2 separate regions of the Homo sapiens genome follow, and region 1 is linked to region 2. A link is an interaction called in ENCODE POLR2A ChIA-PET data of the cell type or tissue named here. Cell type or tissue: MCF 10A. All regions are shown on one strand. Region 1 overlaps CATSPERE (catsper channel auxiliary subunit epsilon). Region 2 holds the start of HNRNPU (heterogeneous nuclear ribonucleoprotein U).

Region 1 (4,000 bases), 260 kb after region 2:
CCTTGGCCTCCCGAAGTGCTGGGATTACAGGTGGAGCCACCGCGCCCGGCCCTCCCTGCTTTCTCACACAGCATTTCTCTCTTGCCTTCTCTTCGTTCCCTACTCAGCCCAGTCTCATGGCTAATCATCTGACCCCCAGTTATATTTATCCTATTTTTGCTGGTGAGAAATCTGTCAGTCTAGGTGACATTCCATTGTAGGTAATCTGTCTTATTTATATGACAGCGTATGTGATTTTCCCTTTTTCTTTACTGTTTTATGGCTTCATTCTGAGGTATCTGAGACTTCATGCCAATCCTCAACCTTCTGACTTGGGCCTTAAATTCTGAAAAGTTTTCATATTTTATTTCTTTTCATTGAATGTTGCCTCTCTTTTCAACGCATTTTCTGTAATTTCCCCTTCTGGAAAAAATTATTAAGCACATGTTGAAATTTGTCCTTCTGCTGAAATTGTTTCTTACCCTCTTTCTTATTTCTTTATCTGTTTACCTATTTGTATTGCATCCTGGTTAATTTCCACATCCCTCTTTTTTCAGTAATTCTCTCTCCACCTATATCTAATCTGGTTTGTAATTATGTCTAAAATTTTGAATTTAATGACTACATTTTCATGTCTAGAATTTCAAAATTTTTAAAATATGCCTACTTTCTTTTCATAGTCGTATTATTTCCTTATGATTTCTATTTTATTTTTCCTCTTTATTCATTTTTGAACACATTTTCTATATTATTCAGATTGTTCTGTTATTTTTAAGCATTTGCTTTGTGTGCTCATTTTTCAACTTATTTTATCTGCTGACTCGCCCTCATGGGGGTCCGTTTCCTTAAATGTTTGTAAATTTAGATGATCGATTCTTTGATGGTGGTGACTTTTCCAGTGAGGATCCTATATCTCTGGATTTGATGATCGATTCTTTGATGGTGGTGACTTTTCCAGTGAGGATCCTATATCTCTGGATTTGATGATCGATTCTTTGATGGTGGTGACTTTTCCAGTGAGGATCCTATATCTCTGGATTTGATCGATTCTTTGATGGTGGTGACTTTTCCAGTGAGGATCCTGTATCTCTGGATTTGCTTCTCCAGTTACCTTTGTTTCAAGGGGTTTGCTTAGGGGTTTCAAGGCTAGTTGATAGTTTTTAGCTTCATTTTTCATATGGCACTTTCTGTGACTAAACTCTATTCCTATTAGGTATAAGTTCAGATCCATAGGAGGCCTGAGGTGAACATTTTGGTGGACATCTCCCATTCTTATAGGAGGTATGTTTTTGCCTACAAATTCATGTAGGTTACAACCTTCCTTGTGACTGACCTGGGCATTAGCAGAGTTTTCTAGTCTCTCTCTCTCTCTTTTTTTTTTTTTTTGGACTAGGTAGCTCTTAATATATCCTGAATTTGTGAAAGAGCCTCTTGGCCTCACAGGGGCTTGAAAACCCAGCTTCCAATTTCTAGCTCCATTATCCTGGGCCAGTAGCCCTGGATCGCATAGGTAGGCTGAAAAGCATTGCTCTAACTTTCAGTTCTCTCTTCGCTTCTGAGAGTCCGCCTTCTTTCTTTCAAGCTTAGTTATGTACAAAGTATTTTTGTTATGTTTTATGCAGGATGACGTGTCTATCACGGGAGGGAGTCCCGTCACGTCCTAAGTTGAGGGAGTGACTCAACTTAGCTCAGTCTGCTATATTACTATAATCAGAATGACTCATTTCTAACCTTCCTTTCTTTATCCTCAAACTGTAAACATACTCATCTATCTTCCTCTTTAAAAAAATCCAGGTCATATTTTGTGTTTTTCTCTATAGGTAAATTCCTGTCTCTTTCTTCTATTTTCCAGCCCAAAGCTGAAAAACTGTAGACTATATTTTGCCTCTACTTGTAAACTTCTCATTGATTTTGCAAACCCCCTGCAGTCTGGCTTCTCTTCTCACCATTGTGTAGAAACTACTCTTACTTGAGGAACGGTAAGGAAGCCACTCGCTGCATCTGAGTGAGTGCAGTGAAGTTTAATGGGAGAAAGGTAACAGAGGCAGAAAATCAAATAGAACCTTGAAAGTCATTGTAAGGTCTTGGCTTTTACTCCATGATAAGGATTTCGAGCTTTGGAGCAATGTGCTTTGACTTTGTTTTCAAGGTTTTACCCTTGCTGCTATATGGAGGCAAGAGTGGAAGCAGAGAGAGCAACAAAAAGCCTGTTGTAATAATCCGGGTCAGTGGTGATGACTTGGGTCTGTAATAGCAGGCATTGACAAATAGATAGACCCAATAGGCTTTGTTAATGGATTTGATGTAGGGTGTATGAGAGAGAGAGGAGTCAGGGAGATTCCAAAGTTTTGGCCAGATGAGCAAGGATGGAGTTGCTACCACTTAAAATGGGGAAGGCTACTGGTGGAGCAGGTTTTGAGGGGAAGATCAGGAGTTCAGTTTTGGACAGGTTACGTTTGATATATCTATTGACATCTAAGTGCAAAAGTGATATATGTATTTAGCATCTCAGTGGAGGTGTCAGTCTGGGGTTCAGGAACTGTATCTGATTACATTTTATACACCACCTTGCAGTTAGATTTGAGCCATGGCAATAGGTTCTGGATAATGGGATGTGGGTCGAAACCACCTCTAGTTCTAAGCCTTTAAAACATCCCATACAATCCTCCAGTCTTTTTCCCAGACACGGCGGCAAACCAGGAGAGACCATGTCCGGACGATGTAGTTCTATATATCAGACTATGACATGGAGAGTTAGGCACTGGGATTTTAGGGTTTATTTATTACTGCAGCATAGCCTAAGCATACTTGACAGATACAAGGGGAGACGGTCAGGCTGTAGATGCAGTGTTGGGATATATCAATATATTGAGACATCCTGGCCCATGTGACTGGATGATGACATTCAAAGAGAAAGTTGAGATGGGGAAAAGAAAAGAAATCCCTGGGCCTCCGGGCATTCCAACACTAAGAGGTCAGGGAGATCTCAGAGAGCCAGATGTCAAGCTTCTGAGCGGGAACCTTTGTAGTGCGAGCAACAAAAGAGAGAATTAAATATGGGTGATGTTGAAAAAAGCAAAAGTGTTTTTGTTTAGAAGTGTGTCCAGTGCCACACCGTGGAAAAGGGAGGCAAGCATAAGACTGGGCCCAATCTCCATGGTCTCTGTGGGTGCAAGACAGGTGAGGTGGCTGGATTCTTGTACACAGACACCAAGAAGAACAAATGCATCATCTACGGAAGGAGCAATTGGAGAATCCCAAGTAGTACATCCCTGGAACAAAAATGATCTCCACTGGTGTTAAAAGGAAGGCAGAAAGAATTGGTCACTGCCTTATTTACTTAGAAACCAGAATTGTCTCATGATTTTACGTGTATTGTAGTGTCATTGATCTAATATACCAGGGTTCAGGTCATGTATGACTGGCAGAATATTTTTGTTGGGCAGCCCTGATAAGTAAGACTGGCTTCTGGTTAAATGAATATGATCAGTTTTTTTGAATTTTGACAGCAATTCGGACTCAGTAAATGCTATCCCTGTTTCCCCTTCTACAGATATGATTGAGCTTGATGAGAAACGTCCAACTTTTCACAAAGACGAGAATGCCATCCCCAAACCTACTGGAGACTGGTTTTTAATTTAGATGTGTGTAACTAGTTATATGAATATATTTTAATACTGGAAAAATTCTTGCACTGTCTCAGAACCAAGCAAGACTCACATGTTCTTTAAATTTGTGTTCATTTGCCTGTGAAAGGTAAGGGCTGAAGGTAAGAACGCAATGTTTATGTTTTTGGTCTTAACTCTGCCCAGCTAATTAGAATTCCCTGTATCTAAAATGCTGCCTTTTACTTATTGAAGGGCATTTTAATGGTTTATGTGTCGTATCAAATGAAAACACTTCTCACACTTATAGATGACACTTGTCACCTTTTAAAATCAGTGTGACAAGAAATAGTAGCAAGTTAAACTTTACTTTCAGACTCTTGACTAAGTTGGACTAAGTATTAACTTACGATTGT
Region 2 (4,000 bases):
GTAATAGAAAGCCCATTGGTGTGGGGGGTGAGGGTCCCAGCTTCCTGGGCAGTAAAATGAACAGGACTGCAGATCGATCTCCAGGCCCCATCCAGCTCTAAAGTTCTCCAAAACTTTTGGAGATAAAGCCATAGAACTTTCTTGTGAGCATCAAAAGTTGTATTTCATGTTTATTTTTGCAACTGACTTAATGTTCCAAGAGTGACTGTTACAGATCTACTATATGTAGATATACAATCTTTGTTTTCATAGTTTAGTGTTTTCCAGTAAATGAAATTTGTTTTCATATAACTAATATTTAAAGGTGTAAATAATATCTAGGACACATAAATTTAAGGAACCATCATAATTGTATTTAACTCTGATTCATTAAGGGATTAGTTATCTAGTTTGTGAACATGTAAACCCCCTGTAGCTCTCTTCCCATTTCTGAACGAAGACAAAATTTCAAATTCCAGTTTGTGGCTTATTCATAACCTTCAAAATTATAACCAAAGGCTAAAATGAGTTTCTGGCACTGTTTGGAAGTTTCTATTTTGGGGGCTATCCTCACCACTTAACTTGAACTGGGGATTATCAGTAGTACTGTACATAGTCCATTAATTTCAAGTCAAATCATTTCACAAGTGTTAATATTTCACGTATACATGACTGCAAGGTATGGTAGAATGCTTCATAAAAGCTACCGAAAATAAACTTCAAAAATAAAATGTATCAATTAGTTAAATCATATTAGCCTATGGGAGAAATTTCAATGTGTTTACTTCCAAATTTCAAATTAATAATGGGGCAATATTATTGTGCCACCTAGAGCACCAAACAGTGGGTATAAACCATCTCCTTAGTCAGATGGAACACTGGCTGGACACTGCAGATTATCTAGGGTTTAAAATGTTAACTTCTATCACGAATCTAAATTCTGACTTCCCTATCTAAAACTTCGAGACATCACATCTTTTCTTTAAAGAGAAAAAGTAAACTTCTAACATATAAAATAACGGATTTCAAGAGCGATAGTCCATTTTTCTTTTTACAAAATCACAGCCCTTGATTTTTCGTAAACTTTAAGTTTCAGAATAATTTGGTCAAGAGTATTTCTACAGGAATAGGAAGAGAATCAAGTGGGCCTATAATCAAAGACCTAGTTGGGTCTCACCCTCACGGTTAGCTACTGGGACTTCGTAGCTGATGACCAGGTCCTAAAGTGGACAGAACAAGTGTTACTGGAGGTCCGTCTTTGTGGTAGCTACAGAAAACTTGGAAATGCAATTCTGAGGTTTATTCAGGGTTATTAAGAGCATGAGAATAGCTGCCCTGCAAAGGCAGGTACACTAAGGTTTGCAGTATGGAGTAGTAAGCAAAGCCTCTACTTCCCAGGCCCCGCACCCGGGGTGTGGAACAGACAAAAGAACGGTTCTGCCCTTGCCCTTCTCGAACTTAAAATCCAATTCGCAAGGCAGGACTTACACAAATTAAACCAAATACGGTATTATGAGGAAAAGAGCCGCTGCGTGTAACAGTTGCCAATGTATGCTATACCAGTCAAAACTGAAATACGATTTGAAGGAGTTTTAAACGAAGAGCTGGAGAAACACATAAGAAGGCAGATCTAAGATGGAAGAAAAGGCGGATTCGGGTTGAAACGCCAAGTTGAGGACTGAAGAAAGCATTTGGATAAAGCAGCCTCCAAGCTGGGAAGGAGAAAAGCCAAACGAGTATAGCCACCAAAGACCCAGAAAGGCCAATATATCATGCAGTGAGTCGGTTGAACTGAAAGGCGGTTTCCTTTTCCTCCATTTGCTCAGTCCCAATTGGAAGCGCACTGCGCGGCCTCCACCGCGCTCTCGGCCCGGGTTCGGCGTGGGGGCGGGGAGGTAAGTACGGTAATGGGCGGGGCCGAGCGCGGGCGCGCTCCGGCTTTCCTCCTGCGCAGTGCTCCCGTCAGCGCAGGGGGCGGGGCGCCTATATTACGTGCGCGGCGCCGCTCCTGCGAGAGGACGTTGCGTGCTCGCTCGCGCCAGGCGAGTCTCCGCGTCTCCCTCGCGAACTCGGTGAAAGGAATTGGCGCCGTTCGACACCAGGCGGATCCGCTCTGCAGCACGAACCCATCTCCAGCCGCAGCCGCAGCCGCCGCCCGGGCCGAGGAGCAGCCGCAGCAGCCGCCACCAGTGGCCGAGTGAGCGGAGCCGAGTTTGAGGCAGCGCCTAGCGGTGAATCGGGGCCCTCACCATGAGTTCCTCGCCTGTTAATGTAAAAAAGCTGAAGGTGTCGGAGCTGAAAGAGGAGCTCAAGAAGCGACGCCTTTCTGACAAGGGTCTCAAGGCCGAGCTCATGGAGCGACTCCAGGCTGCGCTGGACGACGAGGAGGCCGGGGGCCGCCCCGCCATGGAGCCCGGGAACGGCAGCCTAGACCTGGGCGGGGATTCCGCTGGGCGCTCGGGAGCAGGCCTCGAGCAGGAGGCCGCGGCCGGCGGCGATGAAGAGGAGGAGGAAGAGGAAGAGGAGGAGGAAGGAATCTCCGCTCTGGACGGCGACCAGATGGAGCTAGGAGAGGAGAACGGGGCCGCGGGGGCGGCCGACTCGGGCCCGATGGAGGAGGAGGAGGCCGCCTCGGAAGACGAGAACGGCGACGATCAGGGTTTCCAGGAAGGGGAAGATGAGCTCGGGGACGAAGAGGAAGGCGCGGGCGACGAGAACGGGCACGGGGAGCAGCAGCCTCAACCGCCGGCGACGCAGCAGCAACAGCCCCAACAGCAGCGCGGGGCCGCCAAGGAGGCCGCGGGGAAGAGCAGCGGCCCCACCTCGCTGTTCGCGGTGACGGTGGCGCCGCCCGGGGCGAGGCAGGGCCAGCAGCAGGCGGGAGGTAAGAAGAAGGCGGAAGGCGGCGGAGGCGGCGGTCGCCCCGGGGCTCCGGCGGCGGGTGAGTGCTGCGTTGTACGTTGCGCGCGGCGGGAGGCCCGCGCGGGGTGGGGACCGTGCCCCAGGCCTGCCGGAGCCCCGCAGGGGGAGGGAGCCCCGGGCGGGAGGGCGCCGCGGTGAGGGTGGGGGAGGGGGCGCGGGGAATCCCAGATTAGCCGAGAGGCCTCGGGCTCGGGGCGTGTGTGTGCGCGCGCGCGTGTGTGTGTGTGTGTGTGTGTGTGTCGGCGGTGGCAGCGCCTCCATTATGTGGCTCGAGAGCCGGGGGGAGCTGCAGCTGCCGCTGTAGGGGGAGGAGCCGCGGGCGGGCGGCGGGAGGGAGCCCGGTCGGCCCGCGGTGGCGCCGTCGCGCTGCGTGCGCGCGGTGCGGGCACATGTCTCGGGGGGAGGGGAGAGGCCCCAGGTCCCGGGGCGGGCGCGCTTTGGCGGCTCCTCGCCGCTGTATTGTGCAAGGAGCGCAGGGGCTCGGCGTGACGTCACTTCCGGCGGGAGGAGCCGGGCGGGGCGGGGCGGGGGGCGGAAGATCAGTACAATGCGGCCGCGGGGAGCGCGGGCCCGCGGGGGAGGGGAGCGCCGCCGCGCCGGGCTCGGCCCCTCCCCCTCTCTGCGCTCTCTTCGGGATACACGTGGGCTTCGGGCCTGGGCCGCGCAGTTTTTCTTTGGCTTTCTCGAATCATCGAGGAGACTGGCAAAATTAGTAATGTCTTTAGACTGCGTCACTAGCGCCAATCGAATTCGTAGTTGATTGTTCTTTGAATTCACATTTGAGTCCTCGGTTAAAACCTCAGTTAAAAAGCAGGATAAAGTCGAGCTGCTTTGGTTCTCGGAACGGAAAAGCGTTTTTTTGTTGTTTAGAGGCTTGGCCTTTATGGGGCTCGTGTGTGTTTTAGGGGACGGCAAAACAGAACAGAAAGGCGGAGATAAAAAGAGGGGTGTTAAAAGACCACGAGAAGATCATGGCCGTGGATATTTTGAGTACATTGAAGAGAACAAGTATAGCAGGTATAGGATGCTCACCTAGTTTTACTCATCCCTTATTCGTTCGTTGATCGGAAAGCTGTATCAGGAGACAATTCTGTCTTTC

Evidence for each region. ChIA-PET counts read pairs that join two places held together with the same protein. Peaks named below come from ENCODE experiments on the same cell type or tissue, not always from the same donor. Only the 100,000 strongest peaks of a DNase experiment are listed, where the experiment ranks them.
Region 1: POLR2A ChIA-PET joins it to region 2 with 17 read pairs; 6 of 35 experiments call an interaction of 5 or more read pairs at or near these places.

The regions. Positions count from the first base shown.
Region 1 is chr1:244,597,723-244,601,722 of GRCh38, reverse strand. All of the region lies in intron 17 of CATSPERE (catsper channel auxiliary subunit epsilon), which reads right to left. It also overlaps the pseudogene CYCSP5. Among named protein-coding and RNA genes, the nearest start is that of DESI2, 53 kb to the left of the region's middle. RefSeq lists an enhancer at 1,486-1,695. In MCF 10A, no CTCF peak of the experiment used is centred here; a DNase peak (open chromatin) is centred at 1,622.
Region 2 is chr1:244,862,537-244,866,536 of GRCh38, reverse strand. It overlaps HNRNPU (heterogeneous nuclear ribonucleoprotein U), which reads left to right and starts at 1,994. Exons shown (of 14, transcript NM_031844.3): 1 at 1,994-2,920; 2 at 3,807-3,918. The coding sequence starts at 2,230. LOC124904588 (UPF0764 protein C16orf89-like) reads left to right here. Exons shown (of 4, transcript XM_047439568.1): 3 at 1,806-1,874; 4 at 1,951-2,055. The coding sequence ends at 2,055. RefSeq lists enhancers at 1,565-1,624, 958-1,788, 1,789-2,620 and silencers at 1,845-1,944, 2,925-3,604. In MCF 10A, CTCF peaks have their summits at 2,024 and 2,226; DNase peaks (open chromatin) are centred at 1,946 and 3,346.